2 separate regions of the Homo sapiens genome follow, and region 1 is linked to region 2. A link is an interaction called in ENCODE POLR2A ChIA-PET data of the cell type or tissue named here. Cell type or tissue: A673. All regions are shown on one strand. Each heading gives the region's core, and the rest is flanking DNA. Links, peaks and the distances in the headings are about the cores only.

Region 1 (14,719 bases), core at 7,250-11,249, 600 kb before region 2:
TTCCAAGGTGTGTGTGTGTTTGTGTGAGTGTGTGTGTGTGTGTGTATGAGTATATGTGTTACATAGGATTGATCCATTGGGGCAGAGAGACAACTGGCTCTCACATAAGGAGGTCCTCCATCTTCTTGCCTTGCTTTTCCAAAACTTCTCATTGTTCTGGAGCTTCCCAGGAGAGACAGGCACACCCCACTTCCACCCTGTCCTCACTACTGCCTCTCCCCGACTCCCAGCTAGGTTGCTGAGAAAGAGACGACAGAGGAATTGAATTTGGTTCAGTTCCATGAGGATGTATCTGGCCTCTGCTCCCGTGCTTCACATTTTTCATGGTGCTCTCCAGTTGAGAAAACTCAGATCGACTACCTCCCTTTGATTCTCATGGCAACCCTGAAAGGCAGGTAGCAGATCAATTAGCATCTTTCATTTCCAGAAAAAAGAAAATGAGACCCAGGGATTAAGTGATTTTCCTAAGGTCACCTACCCTGTAAGAGCAGAGCTAGAACTCACACACAGGGTTTCTGGCCACTGCTTAAAGTTCTTCAGCAGCTCCTCATCATGGCATCCAAAGCTCTTAATGATCTGCGCCCACCTCTCTCCACTCTGAAGGCCTCCCTGCCTTGCCCACAGGGTTGTCTGCTTCACCTGCTCTGTCCTTATTTGTTTATTCCCTGGGGACTCTGCTCATCTCTGCATCTCAGCTCCTAGCACAGTGCCTGGTACGTAATCCATATGTATTAAATAATAAATATATTCAAGAATAGGCATTTGAAGTAGGGCAATGATGGAAATGTCCTAAGTGGCCAACAGTAGCAGAATGGTTAAGTAAACTATGACATATCACGTAGATGGGATATTATGCTATTAAAAATTAGGTCAATGAAATTTAATACTGACCTGAAAAATTCATAGAATATAATCTTATGTGAAAACCCAGAATGTAAAATCACACATACATTATGGTCACAGCTATATAAAACAACACAGATGCAAACTCTCAAAAATAGTGCAAAGAAAAAGAAGTCGAGACGGTGGGCGATTTTCCTTCCTTTCATCTTTCCGTAGTCTCCAGGTTTTCTGTAATAGGCATGCATTATTTTTACAATGACTACAACAGCAACAAAAATGGTAATCAATAGGTAAGGAGATACTAAGAGATACTAATTTATCTCCCAGCTTCCATCTCCAGGTCAAAATGACTTACCTCTCAGGTGCTGAAAACTTACCGGTAGGACAACTCCTAGAGGCTAGGAAAACATCCAGGAGACAGACAATCTAAAGATGTTGTACCCCATTTTAGAAAATAAAGTAGTAGTCATTAGGAGCTCTGCCTTAGGTTCTCCAAGAATGAAGCATTCCAAACTCACCTTATTTTCCTCTTTGATGGGGTTACTAGACTGGTAGATAAGGAGAATGTTACGGACATAATGTGTATTGATTCTGCAGTATAATTGACAAAGCCTGTCCCGTCCCTATGAACAAGGTGGAGAAATGTGGACTGGGAAACAGCCCTTTGATGGATTGAAAGATTGAGACACAAATGCAAATAATGTAGTTGAGTGGTTTGGGGGCTATTCTGAAGCAGAGATGGCAATTTGTGACATCCTCACCCCCATCCCTAGACAGACATTCATTGCTAATCCATCACATCTCTCTTTTCCTCTGAATTCAGATGGAGCTCAGAATCCTTCTCAGCACAGGGCTCCAAGCAGCCACTAGGCAGCCACCAGCCATTAGGTTTCTGTGGTTGAAACTTATTAGATGTCCTTGACTTTTAGGGAAGTCTCAGGCCTATGCCACAAGACTACATTTTACCCAATCCTGTTCAGCAAGTCTATCAGTGATTTGGAATGAAAATCTAGAAAACGAGTATATTTAATTTATAGATGACCTAAAGTTGGGATGGAAATGTGGTAGGGTCAACATCTACAAAATATCTGACCAGATTATAATATAGGACTGAAACGAGGAGTGATTTCCTGGTAATGCTTATCATCCCATACTTGAGTTTAAAAATAAATTTTAAAAGAACAGGACAGTGATGATAATGATTTGATAGCAGTTCAAGAATGGGGTGGGGACAAATCTGAGGTTTAGCAGACCACAATCTCAACTTGTGCCGTATGTGTAGCTGTTGGTAAGGTCGATACAATCTTGGGCTTTGTTATTAGAACTCCGGGGTCCAGAATACGAAAGGTAAAGATGGCTCAAGTTCACCTAGAGCCACAGTTGAACTACGAACTTTAAAGACCTTAAGCACCAACAAAAATAAATAAATAAATAAATAATAATAATAATAATGGTGCGCCCACCCCCAGCTCTTCTATGTAGCTCAAAACAAATTAATAGTAAACTGTAAAATACAGGTAAGTAAATTCCATCTTTTCCCATGAAAACGGGTTTATGTTTGACGTGTAGAAGACGAGATTTAAAAAAAATTAATGCCTTTGCTTTGCTGCAGCCCTAAGCATTTGTTTAGTTTATACATTGGATACACCAACAACGTGTGCAGCATATTCAGCCCTGGAAGTCCCATTTGGAGAGCGGATTTGCTGTACCAGGATCTATATCTGATTATGTCCCTCCTAGCTTCCAAAACCTCCCATGGCTTCCCTGTGCATGCAGAATAGAGTGCAATCTCTTTGGAAGCATTCAAAGCTTGCCAGGACCTGACAGAGGCTGCTTTTAAAAATCAAAATAAGCCAAATGATTTAAAAGCCAAATGTCCCAAAAGGCTTATTATGACATACAGGAGTCCTCGGCTCTACCCTTCCCAACAATTTCAGTCCTGCTCCTCAAGGGCGATCATTTTAATCTTTTGGATTTATTTATTCTGCCAATTACTCTCATATCTCTAAGTAATATGTTTTACTGATATATCTTAATTTATGTACTTTATGCATTATCTATTGATTCCCTGTTATGAAGGTTGAGTGTTTAATTTTCTTATGCCACCCCCAAGCTCCCTTTCCCTCATTCTTCCAGTATCACCATTTATGGTAAAAATCAATAAATGATGTCTATTGCTTTGCTTATGAAAATATTGTTTACTGACTCATCAAACTACTTACACATCCTTTTTGTATAATTTTTTATTTTCCCCAGAGTTTCTCATTCCTTTCTCTGTGTCTTGCATTATTTGCCTTTATAGAATTCCTCATTTTTTTTCTTTCAATTTTCGATTGCCTCAGGTATTCTATAAGCCTCTTTATTGTTTTTCTTGGAAAACTCTTCCCGGAGACCTGAGTCCACTTGTTCCAAGCTGGACTCTTTGCTCTATAAATGATCCGGACAGCGGAAGGTCTAGGGATTGCCCCTTACCGCTTTCCTGGGTGGGATCCAATGTTTCCCTCAGCCCATTTCTTCTCTCTTGAGTTATTCCATTTTTCAGGAGCACTCCTCAAATAAATTCTTAAGAAATTGTACATGAAAGATAAATTATCTGAGTGCTTGTGTACCTGAAAGTATATTTGTTCTGTTTGGTACACATTTAGGAACAGGATTCTAGGTTTCTGGGTTGAAAATTATTTTTATTCAAATCTTTGAAGGTTTGCTCCAATATTTTCTTGCATCCAGCATTAGAGATGGCAAGTGTGATGGCAATCAGACTCTAGTTCTTTACAGATGACCTGTCACCTTCTCCTGCTGCCTGTATACCATTTGCCACACTTTTTCTTCAGCCCTGATGTTCTGACTTTTCATTCTACTTTTTTTTTTTTTGAAAATTTCCTTTCCCCTATTTTCTTTGTTTTATTTTTGGAATTCTCTGAATCATGTCTTTTATTTTTTTCTTTCATATTTTCTCTTTCAGGAAGATTTATTGGACCTTATCTTCTTAGCTTTCTATTAAGTTTTTAAATTTTATAAAAATCTTTAATATATATATTTTCAAGAGCTCTTTTAGTTTTTTATTTCTTTATAGCACCTTGTTCTTGTTATAGGTATACAAAATCCTCTTAATTTATCTGAGGATCTAATTAGAGTATTTTAAATGTTTACTTTTAAATTATCTTCTGTTACTAGTATAATCTTTCAGGATTACTTTTCCTGTTTTTTTTTTCTTGCAATCTTAAATATTTGGAATTATTGGATATCCTTTTAAATATAAGAATAAGGGAATAAAAAGGCACGTGGGAGCTTTGTGTTCATGTGAAGGACTGGCTGACTAACGGACTTCATCTTAGGGTGATTGGGCTGTGAGCCAGCCATTTTACTGGGAGACCCCTAAGTGTCAGAATAAAGCAGCATTCTTACTTGAGACTTATTCAATTTCTTTTTAGGAGAAACTTTCAAAAATTGTTTTTGTCTAAATGGTAGAAATGTGGCTACTTGGAATTCTATTAATACATAGTGTGGGAATGGGCAGCTACTGTTTGGTCCTGAAAATGGATTTTTCAGTCAGCACCCCCACCAGATTCTAGCTCCAAATATCCCACTCTCTGACATCCCTAACATCTGAAATCAAAATTTGCTTCCCCGGGCAGGTTGGCTGCATTCTCTGTAGCATCCTCACTTTTCCTAGCTTCATCAGTGACTGTATAACCATCTCAAGACAGTCCAAGATATCTCTCATTTGCTGATATATCCTCTCTTATTCTCTTAGTCATAAGCCTTTTATATTATTATGATTATTAAATTATTATAAATATATAGGAAAGTATGGGAGATAGTGTCAAAATATTGATATACCTATCTCCCCAGTTCTGTTAAATCATTCATTCTTAATATTTTGCTATATTTACTTCCTCACCTTTTTTTTCAGGTTTTTAATGCCTTAACTTTTATTTTTTTAACTTTTAGCTCAGGGGTACATGTGCAGATTTGTTACACAGGTAAAATTGTGTTATGGGGGTTTGTGGTACAGATTATTTCATCACCCAGGTATTCAGCCTAGTACCCATTAGTAATTTTTCCTGATCTTCTCCCTCTTCCAACCCTCCACCCTTCAATAGGCCCCATTGTGTGTGGTTCCCTCTTTGTGTTCTTATCACACAAAGTGTGAGAAACATACGGTATTGGTCCCACCTTTTAAAAAAAAAAAAAGAAATAAACTAATAGACTCAGTTGACATATACCCCTATTCTATCTTATTTTCCACCCTCCCCAGTTGTAACCACTGTTCTGAATTTGTCATTTTTCACTTCCATGAATATTTTTATACTTTTGTTACATATATAAATGATATACAATATATGTGATTGCCTTACATGTTTTGTGTTTTCATGTAAAGGTATCAAAGTGTACCTATTGATTTTCAAATTGCTTTTTAAAAAACATTTGTTAGGGATCTATCCATGTTGTATATGCAGTTTCACTGCTGTATAGTATTTCAATCATTCTTCTGCTGATGGAGATTTAGATTATTTCCAATTTCTCACTGTAACATACAGAGCAGCCTGAACATCCTTGCACTTTTCTCCCTGAGCACATGTGCAACAATTTCTTTAGGCATGTACACTGTATCTATGTCATGGTGTATCCACTCTTCAACTTCACTAGAGGTTGGAAAACTGATCTCCAGAATAGATGTATCAATTTACCATTCCAGCTACCCTTAAAGGGTTTTCTTGTTTCACATGTTTGCCAGTAGTTCATCTTGTCAGCAAACCAGATTTGCTAATTTGGTTAGGGGGAAACAGTACCTCACTCTTAGTTTGGATTTGTTAATAGCAAGCTAGTAGGGCTTCTTTCTATTGGCATTTAGGTTTCTTCTGCAGACTGAATATACACAACTTTTTTCCAGCTTCCTATTGGGTTGTTTAGCTTTAGCTTATTGACTTACAGAAGACTTTATATCTGGCATAACCTGGGAGCTTGTTAGAAATGCAGAATCTCAAGCTCCCCCCTAGATCCACTGAATCATCATTTGAATAAGATTTAGGTGATTTGATTGCATATTTAAGTTTGAGAAACACTGGTTTAGAACATTTTGCTAAGACTGGGATTCTCTGCAGCTTGGATAGTTGGCACAACTTCCCTGTAAAACCACCTGGGATTGATGTTTTGTTAGTCGTAGCTATTTTTGCCGATGTAGGCAAATGTTTAATTACTTATTCACTTTCTTTAATAATTATAGGCCCATTCTGATTTTTAAATTTCTTCTGAGTTTTACTGGGCTTTTTTCTCCTAGAAAACTGTGCATTTTATTTATGGTTCTTAGTGTATTTATAAAAAGATATTCATATTAATCTCATGATTTTTAAAATTATCTCCTGTAGCTGGAATTATATCGCCTTTTTGCATCTTAATACTGTTTATTTGTATTCTCTCTCTCACCAATCCTGCCAGAGGTTTGTCTATTTTATTAGTCTTTCAAAAGGACCAGCTTCTGGTTTTACTGAACTTCTCTCTTAGAACACTTTCTATTTCACGAAATTAAAAAAAAATAAATTTCTGCCTTTATTTATTATTTTGTAAATTAGAATCTTGCTCTGTCACCCAGGCTGGAGTGCAGTGGCATGATCATAGCTCACTGCAGACTCAAATTCCTGAAAGCAACCCTCCTGGCTCAGCCTCCCATGTAGCTGAGACTGCAGGTGTGTGCCACCACACCTGGATAATTTTAAGATTTTTGTAGACACAGAGTCTCACTATGTTTCCCCAGCTGGTCTCAAACTCCTGGTCTCAGATGATCCTCCCTCTTTGGCTTCTCGAAGTGCTGGGATTGCAAGCATGAGCCACCGCACCTGGCCAGGTCTTTATTATCTTCTCCTTTCTACCTTCTTTGGGTTTATCCTGTCTTACTTTTCCAACTTTTGAGTTGAACTCTTACCTCATTACCTGTTCAATCTTTCTTTTTTATGGTTTAAGCATTTGAGATGCTATATTTCCCACTGTAATTATATTTTACATGTTTTGATATACCACATTTTTGTTATCTTTTAGGTCTAAATGTTTTCTAATTTCCATTTTATTTCTTCTTTGATCTATGAATTATTTAGAAGTGTGTTTTTAAGTTTAGGACTATGTAGGATATTCTAAAAAAGATTTTAAAATGTTATTTCTAACTTAATTACACTGTGGATCAAGTATGTGATCTGTGTGATATTAGTTCCTTGTTAGGGCTTGTTTTAGGATGCTGCACATAGTCTATTTTGTAGATGTGCCATTTGTATTTGAAAAGAATGTGCATCCTTCAATTGTTAGGTGCAGCTCAAGCTTGCTGGTTGCATTTCTCAAACCGTTAGTCCTTACTCATTTTTATCTACTTAATCTATCAATTACTGAGAGCTATGTTACAGCTGCCATTATGATTTTAGATATGTAAATTTCTTATAGAAATTCTGTCAATTTGATTTTATATATTTTAAGGCAATATTGTTAGCTTCATGCAAATTTAGGATGGCATTAAATAACACAGGTTTGAACTGCGTGGGCTCACTTAGACTTGTATTTTCTTCCACTTCTGCCAACCTTGAGACAGCAAGACCCACCCCTCCTCGTCCTCCTCCTCCGTAGCCTATTTAACGCAAAAATGCTGAGAATGAAGACCTTTATGATGATCCACTTCCACTTAAGGAATAGTAAATATATTTTCTCTTCCTTGTGATTTTCTTAGTAACATTTTCTTTTCCCTAGCTTACTTTAAAGTAAAAATATAATATTTAATACATATAACATACAAAATATGTGTTAATCAACTATTTGTGTTACCAGCAAGGCTTCTGGTCAATAGTAGGGCTATTCGTAGTTAAGTTTTGGGGGAATCAAAAGTTATACACGAATTTTTGGCTGTATGGGGTTGTTGGTGTCCCTAACACCTGCATTGTTCAAGGGTCAGTTGTATCATATATTCATGGCAAATGGTAGCTTTTAATGTTATGGAGTGTTCATCTCTGTACTTAATAATAACAACTATATTGATATACAACAAAATATTTCAGCCCCAGTGTTCTTTGGATTAATATATCCAGAGAATATATATCTTTTTCCATTGTTTTTTGTTCTTTTCTGTGTCCTTGCTTTTTTTCTTTTGAGACAGAGTCTTCCTCTGTGGCCCAGGCTGGAGTGCAGGGGCTTGATCTTGGCTCACTGAACTCCGCCTCCCGGGTTCAGGCGATTCTCCTGTCTCAGCCTCCTGAATAGCTTTTAAGAGATGTCTCTTATAAGCTTCTTAAAAATCTCTGACAGCCTTTGTTTCAGCAAGTGAGTTTAGTCAGTTGACATTTTTGTGATTATTTATATATTGGATTTAATGCTACCATTTTATTTTGTACTTTTTATTTACTCTGTATTCCAGTTTGTCTGCATAACAAACTTCCCCAAAACTTTGTAGTATAAAATAGCGATTTATTATGCCCACAGATTCCGTGGGTCAGGAATGGGATAGGGCTCAGCTCCACGATGTCCGGCACCTCATCTGGAAGCTTTGAAGGCTGGAATCATCTCAGGACTTGCTCACTTACATGTCTGGTGATTGGTGCTGGCTGGCTGCTGAGATCTTAGCTGGACCTGTTGGTCCAAACAACATGTAGGTTTTCCATATGGCTGTGGGCTCCTCACGGCATGGTGCCCAAGTTCCAAGGGCAAGAATCTTGAGAGAGAGAGAGATAGTGTGCACACACACTAAATGGAAGCCGTATTACCTTTTATGATCTAACCTCAGAAATCACACAGCATGACTTCCACCATGTTCTATTGGCCAGGGGAGTAACACAGTCCTTCCAGGTTCAAGGGGAGGCATAAGAGACTCCACCAAGTCTTGATGGGGAGTGTCTGAGTTCTGGAAGTACAAGAGGAATTAGAAATATTGTTGTGGCCATTTTCAGAAAATACAATCTACCACACTCTGCTTTGTTTTTCTTCTTCTCTACTTTCTATTGAAATGATTGAGGCTTGTAAAAAATTATTTTCTTCTCTTCTGCCTACTGTTTTGGAAGCTCAACATTCTATTTTGACTTTTTAAGTATGTTCTCTTAATTTTTTTGCATCTATATTTAACATAAAGTCTGAAGTTAATCAGTCTCTGCTTTCCTCCTGAATGAAACAAGGCCTTGAGAATTCATTTTAGCTCCTATCACCTCTTCCCCAACTTACATATTCTGTTGTTCATATTTTAATTCCATTTTGTCATTATTATTATTAGTAGTAGTAGTAGTAGTATATGCTTAGGGTTTTCTTAAAAACAACATAGGCTTGTTTCAATTAACTGACATGAACTGGCGTGTTTGTTTGTTTGTTTTGAGATAGGATCTTGCTCTGCTACCCAGGCTAGAGTGCAGTAGCACGATCTTGGCTCACTACAACCTCTACCTTCCAGGTTCAAGCAATTCTCCTGCCTCAGCCTCCTGAGTAGCTGGGACTACAGGCGCCCACCATCACACCAGCTAGCTTTTTGTATTTTTGGTAGAGATGGGGTTTCACCATGTTGGCCAGGCTGATCTTGAACTCCTGACCTCAGGTGATCTGCCCACCCTGGCCTCCCAAAGTGCTAGGATTACAGGCATGAGCCACTGAGCCCAGCCCCATGTTTTTTTAAACTATGTTTTTACTATGCTTTCTTGTATTTACTCCATAGTAAGTTTACTTTCAGCAAACCTCTGTAGTTAAAAACTTTCAATCTCTTTACATCTGAAGATGTCTTTATTTCACCCTCACTCTTGAAAAACTGGTTTAGGGCCAGGCATGGTGGCTCATGCCTGTAACCCCAACACTTTGGGAGGCCGAGGCCGGTGGATCACTTGAGGTATCAGGAGGTCAAGACCAGACTGGCCAACATGTTGAAAACCCATCTCTACTAAAAATACAAAAAAAAAAAAAATAATAAAGTTAGCTGGGCATTGTGCTGCCTGCCTGTAACCCCAGTTACTCGGAAGGCTGAGGCATGAGAATTGCTTGAACCTGGGAGGTGGAGGTTGCAGTGAACCAAGATCAAGCCACTGCACTCCAGCCTGGGTGACAGAGCAAGACCCCATCTCAAACAAACAAACAAACAAAACTGGTTTAGCTATGCATAAAATTAAAGCTGACAGTTATTTTCTCTTGGAATTTTAGATATATTCTTCCACTATTTTCTGGGGTCTACGGTTGCTTTTGAGAAGTCTGAAGTCAGTACAAATGTTCTTTTGTAGGTCTTCTGTATGTTTTATCTCTGCTTGCTTAGATCTTTGCCGTTGTCTCTGAAACTTCATAGCAATATTGCCAGATGTGCATTTAGTTTTACATATCCTACCTGGGATTCTTCGTGGTCCCAAACAGGAGGATTTCCAATTCTAGAAAATTCCCAGTCATTATCTCTTGGAATATTGCTACTTCCCTAGTCTCTCTATTCTGTCCTTCTTTAACTACCATGAGATATATGTTGAACATTTTCATTCCAGTCTCTATGTCTCTTAATCTCTAAGATTTTCCATCTCTTTATATTCTGTGTTGCACTATAAGTCATTTCTTAAGATTTATGTTTTAGTTCACTAATTCTTTAGCTATGTCTAATATAGAGTTGTCCCTTGGTATCTGCAGGGGATTGGTTCCAGGACACCCTTGCGAATACCAAACTCTGCATATTCTCAAGTCTTGCACTCAGTCCTGCAGAACTCGCTTAAGTGAAAAGTTGGCCCTCTGTATAGCCAGGTTTTTGAAATCTGTGAATACTGTATTTTCCATCTGCCTTTGGTTGGAAAAAAAACTCACTATAAGTGACCCCATGAAGTTCAAACCATGTTGTTCAAGGGTCAACAGTGCTATTTAAGCTCTCCATAAATTTTTAACTTTAATATCTACGTATTTCATTTCTAGAATTTGGGGGGCTTGAATCTACCCTTATGTTTACTTAGTGACCTTTTATGCTTTCAATTTCTTCTCTATACCTTCAATCATGTCAAGAAATAGAATATTTCCAGCACCCAGCATCCTCTTCATTTGCCAGGCACAGCCCCTGCTCTTCTGAAGAAAATCATTTTCCTGACTTTTGAGGTGATCTTTCCTTTTCTTCCTCCTTTTGCCACCTGCGTTGTTCTTTGTGTTTTTGAATTTTGGATTGCAAGCTTATCTCAACAGAGTTTTATCTCTAGAATCCTGAGCACGCTTAGATGAGAATGTGTTTTTCTAAGACATTTTGCATTTGCTTATGAGTCCCAAATGTATCACTAATCCAGAACTATTTTAAAATAAAACATTATCAAGTTGTTTCTTTCTGTATCAAGAAGCTAGCATAAAGTCAAAGACCAAATCTGTATGAAGAGTTGGTCCATGGTTATAAATTGCCAGATGAGAACTCCTTGTCTAAGTGGAGTCAGACAGACTTCTTTGTCATCTTCCTGGACCAGGACTGTACATTTTCTCTTCCACTCTTTCATCGAAGTGTAATCATTTGAAAGTCAAGCTTCTATGCAAAGATCTCAGTTCAAACATCCCTCTTCAGAAGGCCCAATGCCCAGCCACTGGGTCCCACATGAGCATTAACCCTATGTGCTTGGGTTCCCAATGCCGGCAAAATCATGCAGCCGCTGTAGTGTCAATTCAAGTGCTTCCTGCTCCAGATCCTTTGTGCCTGGCTCACAGGTGAATTGGCTTAAAGCTCAGTTTTGCATTTAAAGGATGCTCGCCTTTCTAGGTCTTTGTCATGGGCATGCATGCTGGTTATCTGGGCCACTACACTGCCGGAACCAAACATCTGGCACCCTCTTCCTCAGCCTCGAATCCCACCATGACCCACTCCTTACATCCTTCTCTCCAGCACGTGAAGCCTGATCTGCTTCTGGGGCTTTTCTATCCATTCCTGGGCCTGACTGCCCTCTAGTTCCAGTGACTTCGGGTGTTGCGGGTGAGTCTACAAACTCTCTGACAGCCCTCTTTCTGCAGCCCCTTAGTCCTTGGCATCCTCGGCCAGTTGCCACTCCCCCATCTGCCTCTGTCTTAGAGAAATAGTTGATGTCTTTTATATGCGGCAGTCTCCTTTCCTCTTCTTGGGGTTCTTATGAGTTTATGCCTTTCTTATATTCTTTGTTTTCATTTTAGTGAAGATTTGGAAGGGAGAGGAAATAAACACACGTGTTCAATTTTTCATGTTTAGCTAGAAGTCCAAACAGTGTGTTATATCATCTTTGTGTTTCTTTCATTGTAAGTGAGGTTGTCCTTTTCAACATATGTTTATTTTCAAATCTTTTTGTTGCATGAATCCTTTGTCTGTTTGTTGTTTGATCTCCTCACCTCACCCCATCTTGACTCTTAGAACGTTCCTATCAATTTATATATTAATTATTTATATGAAAACATTAACACTCTGAAATGTTAGAAGTAAATATTTTTCTTCAGAATAAAAAGTTTCTTTTTTTTTTTTTTTTTTGAGACGGAGTCTCGTTCTATCACCCAGGCTGGAGTGCGGTGGCACAGTCTTGGCTCACTGCAAGCTCCGCCTCCCTGGTTCACGCCATTCTCCTGCCTTAGCCTCCCAAGTAGCTGGGACTACAGGTGCCCACAGCCACGCCCGGCTAATTTTTTTGTATTTTTAGTAGAGACGGGGTTTCACCGTGTTAGCCAGGATGGTGTCGATCTCCTGACCTCGTGATCCGCCCGCCTCGGCCTCCCAGAGTGCTGGGAATACAGGCGTGAGCCACTGCGCCCGGCCAGTTTCTTAGTTTGTTATACCCACGCATTGTTAATTTTATGTAGTTGAACTGCCAGGTTCTATCTTTTGTGATTTCTTCTATGGCTTCTGCATTGACTGGGAGAGGAGATGCTCCCCAAAGCCTCTCTTGCTGATACTCTACTTTGGTTCTGTGGAGAGGGAATCCCTGCAGGGAAGCAGAAGGAGGGCAAAAGGAGAATTTTCACTTGACCCTGGTCATCTGTTAGTATATGGATAATTGAGAATTGACTACAAGTGAAACTGACAAAACAGACCTTCTTAATTATGTGCCAATAAACTCTATCATTCACTGTGGGCAGGAAAGCAATTTCCAGGCTTGTCCTTAAAGATGTGTTCACCCACCCTCTTCCTTGAGATTTTGCACTTCGTGACCTGCTCTTCCAGTGAGTTCTCCTTAAGACCCATTCACCTCCTGATGCCAAAAGTGCTGAGAGATAACAGCATTGCGACTTTATTGCTGCCTGAGTTCCCAGGCCCCCAGTTAGTGCGTAAAGAGGAAGCAGCATATATCTCAAGCACCTCTGATCGTAGCTGGCATGATGCTTGATAACAGAATTTCTCAAACAACAGGCCCAGGCTGGGGAATTTTAATATTGTCTCTCCCTACAAGTAATTTCCAATGTTTATGCTCTGTGGAGCCCCTTTCGAGTGTCAGAGCAGAACAAATGCCAGTTTTAATGGACTTGCTAAATCATAAAAACTGCTTGCAAAATTGCATCTGATTAAAACAGGAAAATGTTCCATTATTCAGAAAAATCTCCCTGCAGTGGCTCACGGGGGCGGCAGGAGGTGGAGAAATGTAGGGAGTGCCCAGATCCGATTGAGTTTTCTCTCCATTGGAAAAGACGTGGCCACGTTCACAGTCCTCCAGTTTCCTCCTCTCTCCTCCCCAGGTCCTCAGTCCTTCTGCCATCTCTGATGAAAGTGAAATTGACATTAGTCATTTTGTAATTAATTTATACAACAACACGCTATTAGCCAGGGCATGGTATGTGTGACAGGTACAGCCATTTAGGGTATGGTGGGGTGGGAGTGGGAGAATATTCTGAATACTCTGAAATCTCTGCATTGCCTCTCATGGGCTCCCACAGAGTAAAGACCAACATGGCAAACATCAAAAGGCCTGCCCTCCCCAGTGGGACCACACTCTCCTGGCTAGCAGCAACATGTAAAATGAAATTGAGTTATTCCGCTGAAAAAAGTCACACCCAACTCACGAGCCACACTATGTGTATTACTAGGGGAGTCTGATTTGGGCATTTAATATCAAGCTAGACAGGCAGGCAGACTGACTGACCAGCATCATGGCCAGGCATCACGACCAAGTATTCTCTGTTTAGGGAACAGTTCCTAAGTCTGGAGAGAAAGCAAAGCAAAGAACTGTCCTGTCCTCATGGAATTCGCAGTCTAGGGTGAGCAAGAGGACACAGTGGAAGAAGGAGCAGTCCTGGCCAGTTTAGGTCAGTTATCAAAGCCAGGATGACACGCTGGGCAGGTCCTTCCAGTGTCAGGACCCCAGGAGGAGTGTCTGCACTAATCAGGTGTCTCGGTTATCCAGCACAGTGTCTTATTTTTTTCCATGATTATGTGGGGTGGCTGGGCTCCACTGGCAGCTCCTCTATGCCACATGGTGTCAGGTTGGGCCATTCACAAGGCTGCATTTAGCCACGATATCCACAATGGCTTCCCTGACATGTGTGGCAGCTGGGGTGACTGGAGGGCTGGCCAGGCTTCTCCCTCACTGCACCAATCCATGTGATCTTCAGCAGATGTCAGTCTAGACTGTGCTTCTCCACATGGTGGCTGGATCCCAAGAAGGTGAAAGTAGGATCTGCCAGGCCTCTTAAGACTGAGGCCTGGACCTTGCCTGGTGTCACTTACACATTCTATTGGCATATTGAATATGGTTTGAAATAAGTGAGCCATCGACTAGGACATGGAAATTGCTTTTGTCATACAGAAAGTTTCATAGCAATGGTACTTGTGTTAGCAGGATTTGACTTGTAATACTGAGCACTTATAGGACCTTTGTGATTCCCAAGCACTTACCATACATTTGTGAAATGCACAGTGTAAGAAAAGTCAGTGTCAAAGCAAGTCACAAGACTGGCCTAGATTCAAGGGGAGGGGAAATAAATT
Region 2 (14,719 bases), core at 6,184-10,183:
GCTGCTTTGTCGGTGGCCTGGGGTACTGCCATACGTGTGTCCTGGACACAGTCCCCATGTAGCTGTGGTCATGTGTGCGTGTACATGTGGGGATGAGCACACCAGAAGGAACAGAAGGAGCCCACAGATGAGTAACAGCATACACTGCTGCCTCTTGGAGTATTTTTAAATGCTAAAAATACTGGCTAAAAATAGCCAGCAAGCTCCAAACAAGATACTTTCTCTAGGCAGATTCGTGAGCTTCCCTGTTAGGTGGAGGGGTGGGGCATCAGAAACGAAATCTAAAGACCCCTGATCTTCCAGCATGGCTGTGCTTGACGCCAGAGTAGAACACTCGCCCCATGCCAGCTGAGCGCCTATTTCCCCACTATTGTATTGCTTTCTCCCCAGCTCCCCAAAACAAGTCAAATTTGAGAATGGGAGAGCCGGAGCTGGGTAATTGGTTAGAAGAGACCAGAAAAGGTTCTTTTCAGGAGCCAAATGAGAAGGTGACCTATTGGACCTTATAAAACATGAGCACTGCCTCTCTTGAAAGAAGCCAAACAGGACTGTTTTGAGGAGGGCAGCTCAGCCCCTAGGCCGTGAAGGTCCATCTTCTTAACCTGGGCACATTGACCTCCACAGACTGCATGAGTTTGGGTCTTCACGAAGGCCTGAGTACCCCCGGAACTCTAGACAAAAGTTTGTGCATATACGTATTTCGCCCTGAAGAGAGAAGAGCTTTCATCACGTTCTCAAAATGGTTTGCAGCCCCCTCAAGAGTTAGGAAGTGTAATGGTGCCTTGGGGGAAGCTCACCCGGTTGCCACTGGGTCTTGGGGAGACGTCCTCTGCGGGCCCCAAAGATCACTTATCCCGAGCTGAGCCTCAACCCCGAGGCCGGCCAGGGCCTCAGGGCTCCGGTCCTGCCTCCCCCGCGGGCCTGCCTGGCCGGGGGTCAGCGGGCTGGGGGCGCCGGGGAGCGCGGGGAAGGCCCGGCGGGGGAGGACCGACCTTGTCGCCTCGTTCGGGTCCGCGTGCCGGCGCCGGGGGCGGGGTAGAGGCGAGGTGGGGCGGGGCTTAGGGCCTGGCCCCGCCCCAGCGCTGACGTCGCGGGGCCCGAGGCGCCGGCGGGGCCGCCAGTCGGCCGGAGCGCGAGAGCCGGGACCCGGGCTGTTGGCGGCGCACGCCGGGGAGGTTGAGGCGGAGGAGCGCGCGTTCGGGCGCCGCGGACGCTGTCCTGTAGCGGTCTCGCCGGCCTCGGCGTCCGGACTGTGGCACCGCGCGGGGACTCCCCCCGCGCCCCCGCTGCCAACGTTAAGCGAGGGCCAAAGCCCGCCGCCCGCCCCCCAGCATGCGCACCTCGTACACCGTGACCCTGCCCGAGGACCCCCCCGCCGCCCCCTTTCCCGCCCTCGCCAAGGAGCTGCGGCCGCGCTCCCCTCTCTCCCCGTCCCTGCTGCTCTCCACCTTCGTGGGGCTCCTGCTCAACAAAGCCAAGGTACGCGGGCCCTTTTCCGGGACCCCCGCGCCGAGGGCCTGGGGTCCCGCCTTCTCCCTGGCCTCTGCCCGCCACGCGCCCCTAGGTGAGGGGACGGATTCTTCCCAGCCCCCACCCCTCCTTTCCCAGGGTCTCCTGGCAAGGAATGCCCCCTCCTCAGGTGATCGCACGCTTACTCGTGGTCCCCTCCCCGGGTGGAGGTCCGAGGAAGTCCCCCTTGCCCCCTCCCTCTCGGTGGCCCCGGCACCAGGTGGTGGCTCTTGGCCTCTCAATTCCTGGCACCTATCAGGACAGGTGCAGGAAAGCATAACCTTGACTGGGTCTCGATCGGTGTGCGAGGGCAGCACGCTGGACCGTGCCGGGGTACTCCTCCGAGGCCAAACCCCGGCGAGGAAGGCTGGGCAGAAAGGGGCCGCCTCCCCTTCACTGTCCACCAAGGGCTCTTTCCCAAGGGTTGGTGACGGGGGTCCTTTGACCCTGTGAAGGGCAGACGAGGTGCAGACAGGTGACAGAGGGCAACTTCCCCTTCTTTCCGTCCTCTCCATTTATGCAGCGGGCAGCGGGTCCCTCCGCGGAAGCAGCCCCCAGGGGAATGCCGGGGCCGAGGCTGGGCGCTGCCCGCCTGGGGAAGGGAGAAGGGGCCCGAGCTTTGACAGGTCTTATGTAACAGGCACCAGCTCCCGTGCTGGCAGTGCGTGCCCTGCCCCGTGCCAGGGCCACACCAGGCTTCCTAGCTGCAGCCAGGACTTGGGGCGACCCTCACCACACAGGTGAGGTAGGCGGGAAAGCCCTTGATTGGGGTCTCAAGTGTGAAGACACAAACCTCGGCCTCTCCTACCGAAGGGTGCCCAGATGCTACCTCTGCATTAACCCAGGCAGGGCTCTCCTGAGCCCCCGCTCCTCTCCTCTAGAAGGTGAAAGCTGTCTATTTGCTGATGGTGAAGGTGCCATCTGCTCCCTGCAACAGTGCTTGATACTGAGTCAAAACTAGGTTTGCTGATGGCTGAATGGAAGGAAGACTGGGTCCAAACTTTCTCAACTCTTTGCACATGTGTCCCAGCATAACACTTGGGGTCATTTCCTTCTCTGGCTTTCACCGAAAGAGGTTGGCTGTGCAGGGTCTCCCACCTTCTGCAGTTCTGGCCCCTTTCTCCCTGTCGACCCTGAGGTAGGATTGTTTGTCCTGTAAGAAAGGTCACTCTGGGGACATTTTGTTCCCCTCTGTAATGAAAAGTGCTGACTTTCCCTGGAGCTCCTGATTTCCTATTCTTGGCAGAAGAATATCTGGCTGGGCATGGAGCAGCCCTGCTCCCCCTCCTCTGTCGCCCCCACTCCTGTTATCCACCCGCCTTCTACACAGAGCACCTAGAAACTGGCATGTGGTTTTGAGCTGAGGAAATTTTAGACAAAGGCATCAACCCCCACCCTAAAACATAACAACCAAGGGTCCTAAGGATGCCTTAAAGGAGCTTCTCCCATCTCCCCACCCCCCAGGCCAATAGAGGGGTTAGATCCTCAAGAATAGTAATCGTGGGTGACGAAGTGTCCTTCTTGCCCCTCACTGCTGGGTCAGAATTAAGTGTCAACATCTTAAAACACCACAGGAGTGCTTCTGTAGACAGATGACTCCGTTTTCCCATTTCCCTACCCCCATTAGCACTGAGTGACTGTTGTCTCAGCTGAGGGCCTGCTTTGGTGAACATTGACACGGTCACCAGTGGTAGAATGCTTTCCCCTACAGCCTGTTTAGACAGATGTCATCTGAGGCACAGGGGCTAAGAACTAATAAAGCACTGCCAAAAATAGACGTAAGGGTGGGTATTCTGTTGTGGGCAAGCTTTAACATTTAGTTCCGAGTGCGCAACATGGAGACTTTTGCAGCGTTTCACCAATTCTGGAAAATGCTGAGAAGGTCTTTGTCCCAGGGAATTATCTCTGTTGCGGCCCTCTTGCTGACTGTCAGTAAGTCAGATTCAGATGTTGTGTGGGGCCATATACTGCCAGCCCTAGCCAAGTTCTCTAAGGATGCTTATATCCCACCTGCTGCCAATTGGCCTTTCTCTCTAGCTGCAGGTTTAAACTGGGTCTCTTTTCTGGGTATATTTTTCTTCCCTACCTGTTAGTGCTAGCCCTGACAGCTGGCCAAGAAGGGATCCTCTTACTTGTGGGATCGGTAAGGCAGTTCTTGAGAAAAGCCCTCCTTCAGCCTGCTCCTCCCCCACCCACACCCCTCCCCCCCAGCTGACAACCTCATGGGCTTTGAGCTGCTGACAGCCTCATAGGCTGTCAGCACACGGCATGAGTAATTTTAGCTGAGTTATTTCAGGCTCCTGTTCTGATCAGGGCTGAGCTGGCCCCACGCATGCCCCAGTGTTGCTCCAGAGTTGCCTGCTCCCAGTCCCCTCCCTGAGAGAGGGGGTGGCAGACTCATCTGCAAACTGTTTATTTAACCCTTTGAGCCTGAAGGTTTTCTGACTCCTTGGAGATATGCCCAGGATTAGCCAAGAGACCTTGACAAATAAGCTCAGAGTCCTCGATCCAGCACCTGTTCTCTCTCCAACCCCCTCACCCGCCTCCGCTATAGGGCCAACAGCAAGAGTGGCAATTTCAGCCAGGCCCTTGCCTCTGCGGGCCCAATCTGCCATCTCCAGGATTCCCAGACAGTGGCCAGTCAGGATGTTGAAACCTGAGCCAGGCAGGGAGGATTCTCCGAGTCTTTAATCAGCCCTTAGGAGCTGAGCTCAGCTGGAAGGAATTCCACCTGTCTCTGGCAATTCAGAATGGCAGGCTTACTTGAGTTTTTCCCAACTGAAGATCGAAACTCAAGGTGTTTTGTTGTTTAACTTTTCAAAACCTCCTCAAAGTGTCTCTTATGAGAGTTACTTTATATATTGGACTTCTAGGAGTACAAATATAGGTCATTTGAGATAGCACCTGGATTTGGGACTCAAAATTTCTTATAGTAAGGAGTCAATATGTACCAAATATATGAATTCCTAGTCTCCACTGTAGCAGAGAATAGAGAATAACATAAAGATGGGGGGCAGGGAGATACATAGTCAATACACACTCAATAAAGCCCTGAAGAATATTTTTGTTGGTTGTTGAAAATAACAGGCATTTAGGCAGGACGCGGTGGCTCACGCCTGTAATCCCAGCACTTTGGGAAGCTGAGGCAGGTGGATCACCTGAGGTCAGGAGTTCAAGACCAGCCTGGCCAACATGACGAAACCCTGTCTCTACTAAAAATACAAAAAATTAGCCGGGCATCGTGGCACACACCTGTAGTCCCAGCTACTCAGGAGGCTGAGGCAGGAAAATCGCTTGAACCCACGAGGTGGAGGTTGCAGTGAGCTAAGATCGTACCACTGCACTCCAGCCTGGGTGACAGCGTGAGATTCCGTCTCAAAAAAAAAAAAAAGAAAAGAAAAGAAAATCACAGGCATTCCTCAATCCTCTTTCCTACAAAGTACATAGATGGGTAAAGTTGAAGAAAGAATATTATGTGTGGCCTGCTGCCTGTGGCTCCAGCTGGTTAGAAATTGCACGAGAGAGCCCAGCACAGGCCTAGCATCTTTGCTTCCACCTTATTGCCATATGTTCTTTGCTTACAGAATTCTAAGAGTGCCCAGGGTCTGGCTGGTCTTCGAAACCTTGGGAACACGGTGAGTTTTTCCTGGCCTGCTTCTTCCCCAGGCCCACCCCCTACTATGCTGACTGGAGCCATATAACCAGAGTCCCCTTCTGGTTGTGGCTGACTCCCTACCCGTTCAGCCAGTTGGCACTTGCCCTTCCTGGCTGGTGTTTCACAGAATTGCTGGGCTGTGCTTTACCCACCCCCAGCAGGAAGCACTGCTAAAAGGAAGTTGCCCTTTTACCCATCAGCCTGCTCCTCTCCTGGATCATTCCCCTAAAGGATGCCCATCACTTCCCACACACTTCTGTCCATCACATCACGCCCTTTTGTGCACCTCTATAGTAAATAACCAATTAGGTCACCTATGCCTGGAGTGGGGGTTTGCCTCACTTCACCCCTTTCACTTATGAAAAGAGGAACTTGAGGCTATGAAAGGATAGCCTCCTATGAAAGGATTCTAGGTAGATGAACCAGAGAGCCTCTGGTAGTAAGTAACACAGGTGAAGGTGGGACTCTCGTCTCCCCACTGATTGCCTGGTCATCTCTTGCAGTGCTTCATGAACTCAATTCTGCAGTGCCTGAGCAACACTCGGGAGTTGAGAGATTACTGCCTCCAGAGGCTCTACATGCGGGACCTGCACCACGGCAGCAATGCACACACAGCCCTCGTGGAAGGTGAGAGGCCCTCTGTCATGTGCCCCTGCCTACCCCCGGATGCTCCTCCACTCCACTGGGGCTGTTCTAGGTGTTGTGTCTTAGACACTCCTATCCTGTCTGTCTTTCTCTGCTTGCTTTTTGTTGGGATTCTAGTTTCAGAGTTTCTTATAGAAAATATCTCAGCTGTCCTGTACACTCTCTCCTTCCAATAGAGTTTGCAAAACTAATTCAGACCATATGGACTTCATCCCCCAATGATGTGGTGAGCCCATCTGAGTTCAAGACCCAGATCCAGAGATACGCACCGCGCTTTGTTGGCTATAAGTAAGGGCCTTGCAGACATGTCCTCTCAGGTGGGTGGCAGTAGGAGCAGGTTCTTAGGACAAGAGGTGTTGCTCACCCTCCTTCCTTTGGGTTCAGTCAGCAGGATGCTCAGGAGTTCCTTCGCTTTCTTCTGGATGGGCTCCATAACGAGGTGAACCGAGTGACACTGAGACCTAAGTCCAACCCTGAGAACCTCGATCATCTTCCGTAAGTAAGAGGAGAATGCTGTGGGAAAGCAAAACTTTTGTGAACTCGAGATTTTTACCCACCACTTTGGGGTTAATGATTTGGGAATAATCTGATTTACTTTTGAAGATGAAGGATCAAAATTGACAGACCCTTAAACTTAAGTTTTGAGCTTTGACCCAATTGTTGTCTCTCTCTGGTTCCCAGTGATGACGAGAAAGGCCGACAGATGTGGAGAAAATATCTAGAACGGGAAGACAGTAGGATCGGGGGTAAGCGCATGAAAGGGAAGATGCCTGTTTTCACTGTTGCCTGCTCTTGCCTGAGTGGAGCATGAAAAGCCCTAAGAATCACTCTCCCGGGGAAGCCTGTTTCTGCCTAGTGTTCAACAAAGCAAAGCAGGAACAGCAAGAAAGAAGATGCTGTGCAGGCCGGGCATGGTGGCTCATGCCTGTAAACCCAACACTTTGGGAGGCCAAGGCGGGTAGATCACCTGAGGTCAGGAGTTCAAGACCAGCCTGGCCAACATGGCAAAACCCCATCTCTACTAAAAATGCAAAAATTAGCCAGGCATGGTGGTGGGCACCTGTAATCCCAGCTACTTGGGAGGCTGAGGCAGGAGAATCACTGAACCCAGGAGGCAGAGGTTGTTGTGAGCTGAGATTGCACCACTGCACTTCAGCCTGGGGGACAGAGCAAAACTCCATCTCAAAAAAAAAAATAAAAGCTGCTGTGCAGAAGACCATGCTCTACTTCCTGTATTTCAGCATCTCATGGCCTTCTCTTCCCCAGATCTCTTTGTTGGGCAGCTAAAGAGCTCGCTGACGTGTACAGATTGTGGTTACTGTTCTACGGTCTTCGACCCCTTCTGGGACCTCTCACTGCCCATTGCTAAGGTATGCACCCCAGTTGCCCGCCTTGTTGAACTCCCTCTCCTGTCCTTTCATGTTGACCTCTGACCTTTGCTTTTTTCCCCTTCCCAGCGAGGTTATCCTGAGGTGACATTAATGGACTGCATGAGGCTCTTCACCAAAGAGGATGTGCTTGATGGAGATGAAAAGCCAGTAAGTCACCCTTCGGTAATAGCAAGAACAAATTTCCGTGGGACCTACTGGGAAGAGGCTGATACCAGCAGATCCAGTTGAGGAGTGACTGGATTGGGGCCCACTGACTTCCCCACAAGTTCTTTCTGTTTGTCTTGTCTCTCAGACATGCTGTCGCTGCCGAGGCAGAAAACGGTGTATAAAGAAGTTCTCCATCCAGAGGTTCCCAAAGATCTTGGTGCTCCGTATCCTTAAGATCCATCAGGGCTGGGACATGACTTTCAAGGGTGACTGATGACAAGGGGCCCATAGGTGAGGGGAACAGTCGGAAGAAACGGACCTTGTAGGCTTTCCTTTTGTTGTCTGCCCTTCTGCATTGGTTTGACTATCCTTGACTCACGTCAATGCCAGATCTGAAGCGGTTCTCAGAATCCAGGATCCGAACCAGCAAGCTCACAACATTTGTGAACTTCCCCCTAAGAGACCTGGACTTAAGAGAATTTGCCTCAGAAAACACCAGTGAGTATCTTTGAGTAGGCAGGGCAGAATGAAGACGCAGGTGTGCAAGGCCGGAGGGAGGGCAGGAGGAAGGGGAGCTGCCAGCACCAGCTACTGAGAGACCCAGAAGGAGAGGTTGGAGGGGGGAAGTCGGGGCAGGGGGGCCTCGGGGGCTTGACGGCTGCCTCCTCCTCAGACCATGCTGTTTACAACCTGTACGCTGTGTCCAATCACTCCGGAACCACCATGGGTGGCCACTATACAGCCTACTGTCGCAGTCCAGGGACAGGAGAATGGCACACTTTCAACGACTCCAGGTGAGAGCCAGGGCAGGGCCGGAGCCCCTGGCTGTAGCCACCCACTCTCCCCCCACTCCTCCACCCTCCCCCCAAACCCACCCCCCTCCCACCCCCCGCACGGCTTACACCGAGAATGGATGGCAAAGTTTAAGGCCACGAAGCCGCTGCCCGTGGGGAGGCTCCCTGAAAGGCAGGCCGGCCGGCCTCGGGGGCACAGAAAGAAGCCGGCGGGGGGTCTCCCGGTCCTGCCCGCTCCGGGCTGACTCCCCGCTCTCTCCGCAGCGTCACTCCCATGTCCTCCAGCCAAGTGCGCACCAGCGACGCCTACCTGCTCTTCTACGAACTGGCCAGCCCGCCCTCCCGAATGTAGCGCCAGGAGCCACGTCCCTTCTCCCTTCCCCGTGGTGGCCCCGCTCCCTAAATTTTTTAAAAAGACAAAAACAAAACAACAACAACAACACACAAACCTGACAAGAGAAAAACAAACCTGAAGCTGCCGAGCAGGAGTGGATGCAGCCTGATCAGGGTCTGGAGCAAGGAGCCGGGCTTTCCTGAGCTGTGGCCCGGCAGGGAAGATCGCCTGGACGTGGAGCCAGCATCGCCCCGTGCCCTCGGCGTTTGCATTTGTAAACTTGTGGTCTTCCTATGTGTCAGAAACAACTGTGTCTTGGGGGGGAAGACCCTCGCTGCGCCGCTTCCCGCCGCAGCGCCCGCGCCTCCGAGGGGACAGCGCCCTCTGGAGCTCGCTGGGAGCATCACCGCCTGGACGCCCGCGCCGCGGAGGAGCCGGCGCCCATCTCCACCCGCACGGCTCGCCGGTCCAGAGCCATGAGCCAAGAGCCCTCTTCACGCTGCTAACTCCAGGGGACAGACGAAGGGACATCTTTGGAAAACGCTGGTTTTGGTTTTTAAAAAGCCCAACTTTTTTTTTTTAATTTCCATAACTAAAGTGTTCAGACTGGAGTGCTCTCCTTCAGGCCTCTTCATAGCTGGGACGTTGCACTGGTCCTTTTATTGCTTTTCCAAGTACAACTTTCTAATGCTAGCCCTCCGTGGTGCTAGGTGGGCGTTGGCCAGGCCCCAAGCACAGCCACAGTAGACCTGGGATCTAAAACAAGTTTCTGTTTTGGGGGTTTGGGTTTTTTTTTTTTTTTTTTAATGTTTTGAATGGAATTTAGTTGCCTCCAAGAATTGTGCCTTATAGCATTTGGGGACCAGGGGGTAACTGCCCCTCCTGAAATATCCCTCAGCCTCTTCCCTTTTCCCCAGTGCTCTGTTCAAACCCGCCTGGGAAAGGGATCCTGCCCTTAGCCCTGGCTCGTTGTGCATTGCAGTGAGGCAAAGAAGAAAGCAGGTAGATTCCTTCCGACAGGGCATCAAGTTCTTCCCGCCCACGTCCTCTAGCCCACCCCTGGTCTGCTCCCCAGCTGTTTGAAGGATAGCACAAGCCCCTCGTCCCTAGAGCTTCTCTCCCTTTTATTTATTCTCTTAACATCCCTTTCCCCCTGGCCTTCCTGCCCCCGCCCCCTTCTCAGAGCCTCCTAGACAATAGGCCCTTTGGACCGAGTTTCTCAGGGATGCCCAGGCCACCCCTCAGCTCTTCTTAGCGCTGGTCTCCAGTCCTGCCCTGGGAGCTGGAGCCTGGGTATTTGGGGACATCTTGCCTCAGTTGTATGGTTCTTTCCTGTGGGCTCAATTTTGCCCTACATAGTTGGATAAAACTCTGTGCTGTCCTGGAGAGTAAAGCTGTTCACCCACACAGCTGGGCCCGGCTTGTGCCCCGTGGAGCCTGGCACATTCCAGGCTCCTAGGAGGAGGCATCAGAGAAAGACACCCTGAGTTTTACTGGCCTGACACCCTTCTCCAGAGAAGACCTGTGAACCTGAGCCCAAGGGCAAGTGTACACTTGTTTACTGTGTAAGCAAGAGTAGAAGAATGTCTAATGTACAGTGGAACCTTGTACAGAATAAATAATAGCTTTGAGAAATCAGTTGGCAGATGTTGGAATCTTGATTTGGGAGTGTTTGAATCTAGGAAGGGCTCCTAGTATATTAGGGGCCATCTATTTCATTGTTTCAACCAGTTTGTAAATTCCAAGTTTCTGGAAAAAGTTACCCACTTTTTAGTTTGAACATTTAAGTTTAATTTTTTAAAAACTGAAACAATACATATTTTGGACACTATATTCTTCATCTGGATTCACCAATTGTTTACAAACACATTTAAATATACAGCCATCCCCCAGTATACACAGGGAGATTGGTTCCAAGATACACACATACCAAAATCTGCACCATATTCAAGTCCCAAGGTCACCCCTGCAGAACCTGCGTATATGAAAATCAGCCTTCTATATATGTGGGTTTTGCATCTTACAAATGCAGTATTTTCTATCCTTATTTGGTTGAAAAAATCCACGTGAAAGTGGACCCACACAGTTCAAGCCCGCATTGTTCAAAGGTCAACTGTACTTTATTCTGTCTGCCGAAACATTTTCAGGTGAGGTGTTATATCACCACTTCTAAATACTTGAGCATACATCTCCTAAGAATCAGGACATTCTCCTATGTGACATGGTTTTCACATGTCCATTTTTTTTTTTAATGAACTGTCTACTTTTTAATGCTGGTATGGGCTACTCTCTTAATTCTTGGTTGAAACTCTTGGGGCTGGGCATGGTGGCTCACACCAGTAATTCAAGAAGTTGAAGTGAGAGGATGGCTTAAGGCCAGGAGTTTGAGACCAGCCTGGGCAACATAGTGAGACCCTGTCTCTATGAAAAAAGAAACACTTGGGTGTTTTCACAGACCTATGATAAGATAAAATACATCTCTCCAGCAGATGTCAAATATAGCAAAACTTGCTCTTAGAGCAGAGTATCATTACCTGGATGTGGAGTGACCAGGGCTTAGTCTTTTTTTTTTTTTTTTTTTTTTTTTGAGACAGAGTTTCACTCTTGTTGCCCAGGCTGGAGCGCAATGGCATGATCTCAGCTCACTGCAACCTCCATCTCCTGGGTTCAAGCGATTCTCCTGCCTCAGCCTCCCAGTAGCTGGGATTACAGGCATACGCCACCACGACCAGCTATTTTTCTATTTTTAGTAGAGACGGGGGTGTCTCCATGTTGGTCAGGCTGGTCTCGAACTCCTGACCTCAGGTGATCTGCCTGACTCGGCCTCCCAAAGTGCTGAGATTACAGGCGTGAGCCACCACGCCCAGCCAGGGCTTAGTCTTTGATAAGTCAAAGATCTCAGCTTTACCACCTAATACTTAGAAACAGTTACCTTTATGTTACAGGCTTTGTTCCCTAAAGTGCTTTTTCTCAAGACTTCAGATTTAACCCCTAAAAGAGGTGATGCCTTTGGTGCACTCGGTGACCCACGTCTCCTTTGGTGTCACCTCTTCATTAGCACTGTTCAGCTTTTCCATTTCTGCTGCTGGTCTTAGAACTAGGGAAGCTGAAGGCTCCACCAGGTGAGCCTGGAGTGTTTCATCAGGATTCTTCCTCACTGCCTTCACTGCTCCAGACACTGAAAAATAAAGGCCTGACTATTCCATCCTTGCTGAGACAGAAGCACCTGCTGTCACTTAAGGCCTGTGTGCTGCTATCAAACCCACCTCATGGAGGGGGACAGTTGTGGGGGCATTTTTCTAAGCATTTCCCAAGAGTGAAGAAGAGGGATTGAAAATGACAGTGACTTAAAACTTGGAATTTCTCCCTGAGGGACCCAAACTTCCCTGGCCTGCCCTGAGGGTGGCCTGACCCAGGCTGTGATTGGAAATCTTACCCTGATGATTGCCCCCAAGCCGCAGGCAAACAGGATCCCCTCAAAATAAAAACATGAGGCTTGTAGCAAAGTGAATGGCTGTACTCTGACTAGTTCTTCACTGGAGGTAGAAGCAGCCCTGTAATTTTTGCTGTCTTCCACTGGGGAACAGATGGACTCTAGGAGACATTGAGGGCAGGGGCTCCACTCAGGTCCGCCACCCTTGCTCCCAGCTCTTCAGTAATTAATCTGTGGTGCTTTCTCATCCCCATGGCAACAGGTCCTAGTGTTACACAGAGCACAAACACACGCAGGTCTGTCCCCACGTTTTTTTGTCCATCAAGCTTTGCCTCCTAGCAACTTGGCTCTCTTCCCTCATTGTTTGCTCTTGATCCAGCAGGCCTCTCCCTAGGGGAGGGGCTTCCCCTGCAACTGCTCTTGTGTGACCTTGAACAAGAACCTCCCTCTTTCTGGGCCTCCGTGCCTCATCTGCAAATTACTGAGATAGGACTTGTGGATCTTGAAGGTCTCCACTCCCATGTTATCAATCATTCTAAGTCACTTTTCCTCTAAACACATGCTCAAGTCCCAAGATACGGAACTTAACTCTAGTTCCCTGGTTCCAGTTTATAGAATTTTTTTAAGTGACCAATGCTCAGAATGCTTACTTCTTTCTATAAAGCTATATTTTATATATTTTTTTATTTATTTATTTTTTGAGACAGAGTCTCACTGTGTCACCCAGGGTGAGAGTGCAGTCATGTGATCTCGGCTCACTGCAACCTCCACCTCCCGGGTTCAAGCGATTCTCCTGCCTCAGCCTCCCGAGTAGCTGGGATTACAGGCATGCACCACCATGCCTGACTAATTTTGTATTTTTAGTAGAGACAGGGTTTCACCATGTTGGCCAGGCTGGTCTCGAACTCCTGACCTCAGGTGATCCACCCGCCTTGACCTCCCAAACTGCTGGGATTACAGGCGTAAGCCACCATGCCCGGCCTCTACAAAGCTTTAGAGTTAGATCATAGAGGTCACCTTGTCCATGATCTCGATTTGGCAGTGAGGATACTGAGCCCTAGAGAAGACTTGCTCAAGGCCACATAGCATGTCAGAAGCAGAGACAGGATGGAACCTGGGTATCTTGACTCCCTACCCAGTTCTCTTTCCGAGTACTCTGTCTTTAGTTTGAATAATTGACAGCATTTTGCAGGACTTTCTGCAGCAAATTTTCCAACCCTGCATCTATTAGGAACTGAGCCAAACAGCAGTGTGACATTCACACATACCCAACAGCAAAACCACCATGATCTGCCTCCTACCTGGACCCTAGTAGGTCTGTCTGAGCTGGACACCTCTGAGGGTCCCCATCCTTCATTGCTCTACGAGCAGAAACAAGCACCTGTGCAGGATGCAGGAGGCAGCAGAAAGAGACTAACATTCACAGCCCAAGCAAGTTACTTAATCTCTCTGAGCCTCAATTTCCTCATCTGTAATCTGAGCATAACATTACCTATTCAGAGTTGTGAGTGCCAGTTAAGAAAAACAGTGTCTGGCCAGGCACAGTGGCTCATGCCTGTAATTCCAACACTTTGGGAGGCCAAGATGGGCAGATAACTTTAGCCCAGGAGTTTGAAACCAGCCTGGGTAACATGGTAAAACTCTGTCTCTACAAAAAGTACAAAAATTAGCCAGACATAGCACCATGCACCTGTAGTCCCAGCCACTTGGGAGGCTGAGGTGGGAGGATCAATTGACCAGGAGGTTGAGGCTGCAGTGAACCGTGGTCACACCAGTGCACTCTAGCCTAAGCAACAGAACAAGAACCTGTCACACACACACATGCACACACACAAAAAAAAAAAAAAAAACGAAGGAAGAGGGGAGAGAGAGAGGAAAGGAAAGGGAGAAAGGAAAGAGGAGAGGAGAGGGGAGGGGAGGGGAGGACAGAGGAGGGGAGGGGATGGGATGGGTGGGTGTCTGGCACATAGTAGGTACTCAACAACTCAACAAACTTCCATTTCCCCCGCTCAACTCCCATTTCCAGGACTATACCATCAAAGCTCCACTGAGATTCTCATGGTGGGTGATCCTCAGCAAATTTTTTTTTAAACCAACACTGTCCCTATTTAGCAAATATTTAATTCCTCTCATCTCTCTGGATGCTTCTATCTTCTCTTCCTTAACAATACACTTGATGTATGTAAGTATAGCATTGCCCAAACTAAACAGAGTGCCCGTTAAATAGGGATTCCAAAATCAAGGAATTGGCTTTTCCAATTTTCTGATATTTGGGGGCATCTGCCTCTTGGAGGTAGTAATGGGATTGAGCTGCTATCTCTCATGCTTCTAAAGACTAGGGAAGCCTATGGCCGAGGCAGGAGAATTGCTTGAGCCCAGGAGTTCGAGACCTGGCAACATAGGGGGATCCCTTCTCTACAAAATTAGTCAAGCATGGTGGTGCACACATGTAGTCTCAGGTACTTGGGAGGCTTAGGTAGGAGGATTGCTTGAGCCTGGGAGGTGGAGGCTGCAGTGAGTTGTGATCACACTCCAGCCTGGGTGACAGAGCAAGACCCTGTCTCAAAAAAACAAAAACAAAAACAAAAAAAAGTGGAAACCAGGACTCCAACAGCCCCAGCTCTGCAACCCAGCCCTGCCCCTGGGCAACTGTACAACTTTGGGCAAAGGCACTTAACTTCCAGGAGCCTTGGTGGCATCCAGAAAATGAGAAGAAAACACCTACCTCCCTCCTCTTGCCACCGGGGCTGGAATAAGGATGACGTGAGGCAATGAGCTGAGGGGTCTGCAGTGGATTTCACTCTCAGTGTG

What was found. Peaks named below come from ENCODE experiments on the same cell type or tissue, not always from the same donor. Only the 100,000 strongest peaks of a DNase experiment are listed, where the experiment ranks them.
Region 1: POLR2A ChIA-PET joins it to region 2 with 7 read pairs; 2 of 35 experiments call an interaction of 5 or more read pairs at or near these places.

What each region holds. Positions count from the first base shown.
Region 1 is chr11:119,949,449-119,964,167 of GRCh38, reverse strand. It overlaps LOC105369526 (a long non-coding RNA gene), which reads right to left. Exons shown (of 8, transcript XR_948083.3): 7 at 14,630-14,719; 8 at 13,006-13,495. Among named protein-coding and RNA genes, the nearest start is that of LINC02744, 38 kb to the left of the region's middle. In A673, for the core only: no CTCF peak of the experiment used is centred there; no DNase peak of the experiment used is centred there; H3K27me3 peaks cover 1,372 bases.
Region 2 is chr11:119,350,609-119,365,327 of GRCh38, reverse strand. USP2 (ubiquitin specific peptidase 2) reads left to right here. Exons shown (of 13, transcript NM_004205.5): 3 at 5,094-5,144; 4 at 5,668-5,791; 5 at 5,986-6,097; 6 at 6,194-6,304; 7 at 6,491-6,555; 8 at 7,076-7,179; 9 at 7,267-7,347; 10 at 7,493-7,571; 11 at 7,738-7,845; 12 at 8,021-8,141; 13 at 8,406-10,113. The coding sequence ends at 8,493. Among named protein-coding and RNA genes, the nearest start is that of MFRP, 11 kb to the right of the region's middle. RefSeq lists a silencer at 963-1,152 and enhancers at 5,631-5,680, 6,305-7,504. In A673, for the core only: CTCF peaks have their summits at 8,622 and 8,822 (motif pointing left); DNase peaks (open chromatin) are centred at 8,437 and 8,867; H3K4me3 peaks cover 801 bases; H3K27ac peaks cover 652 bases.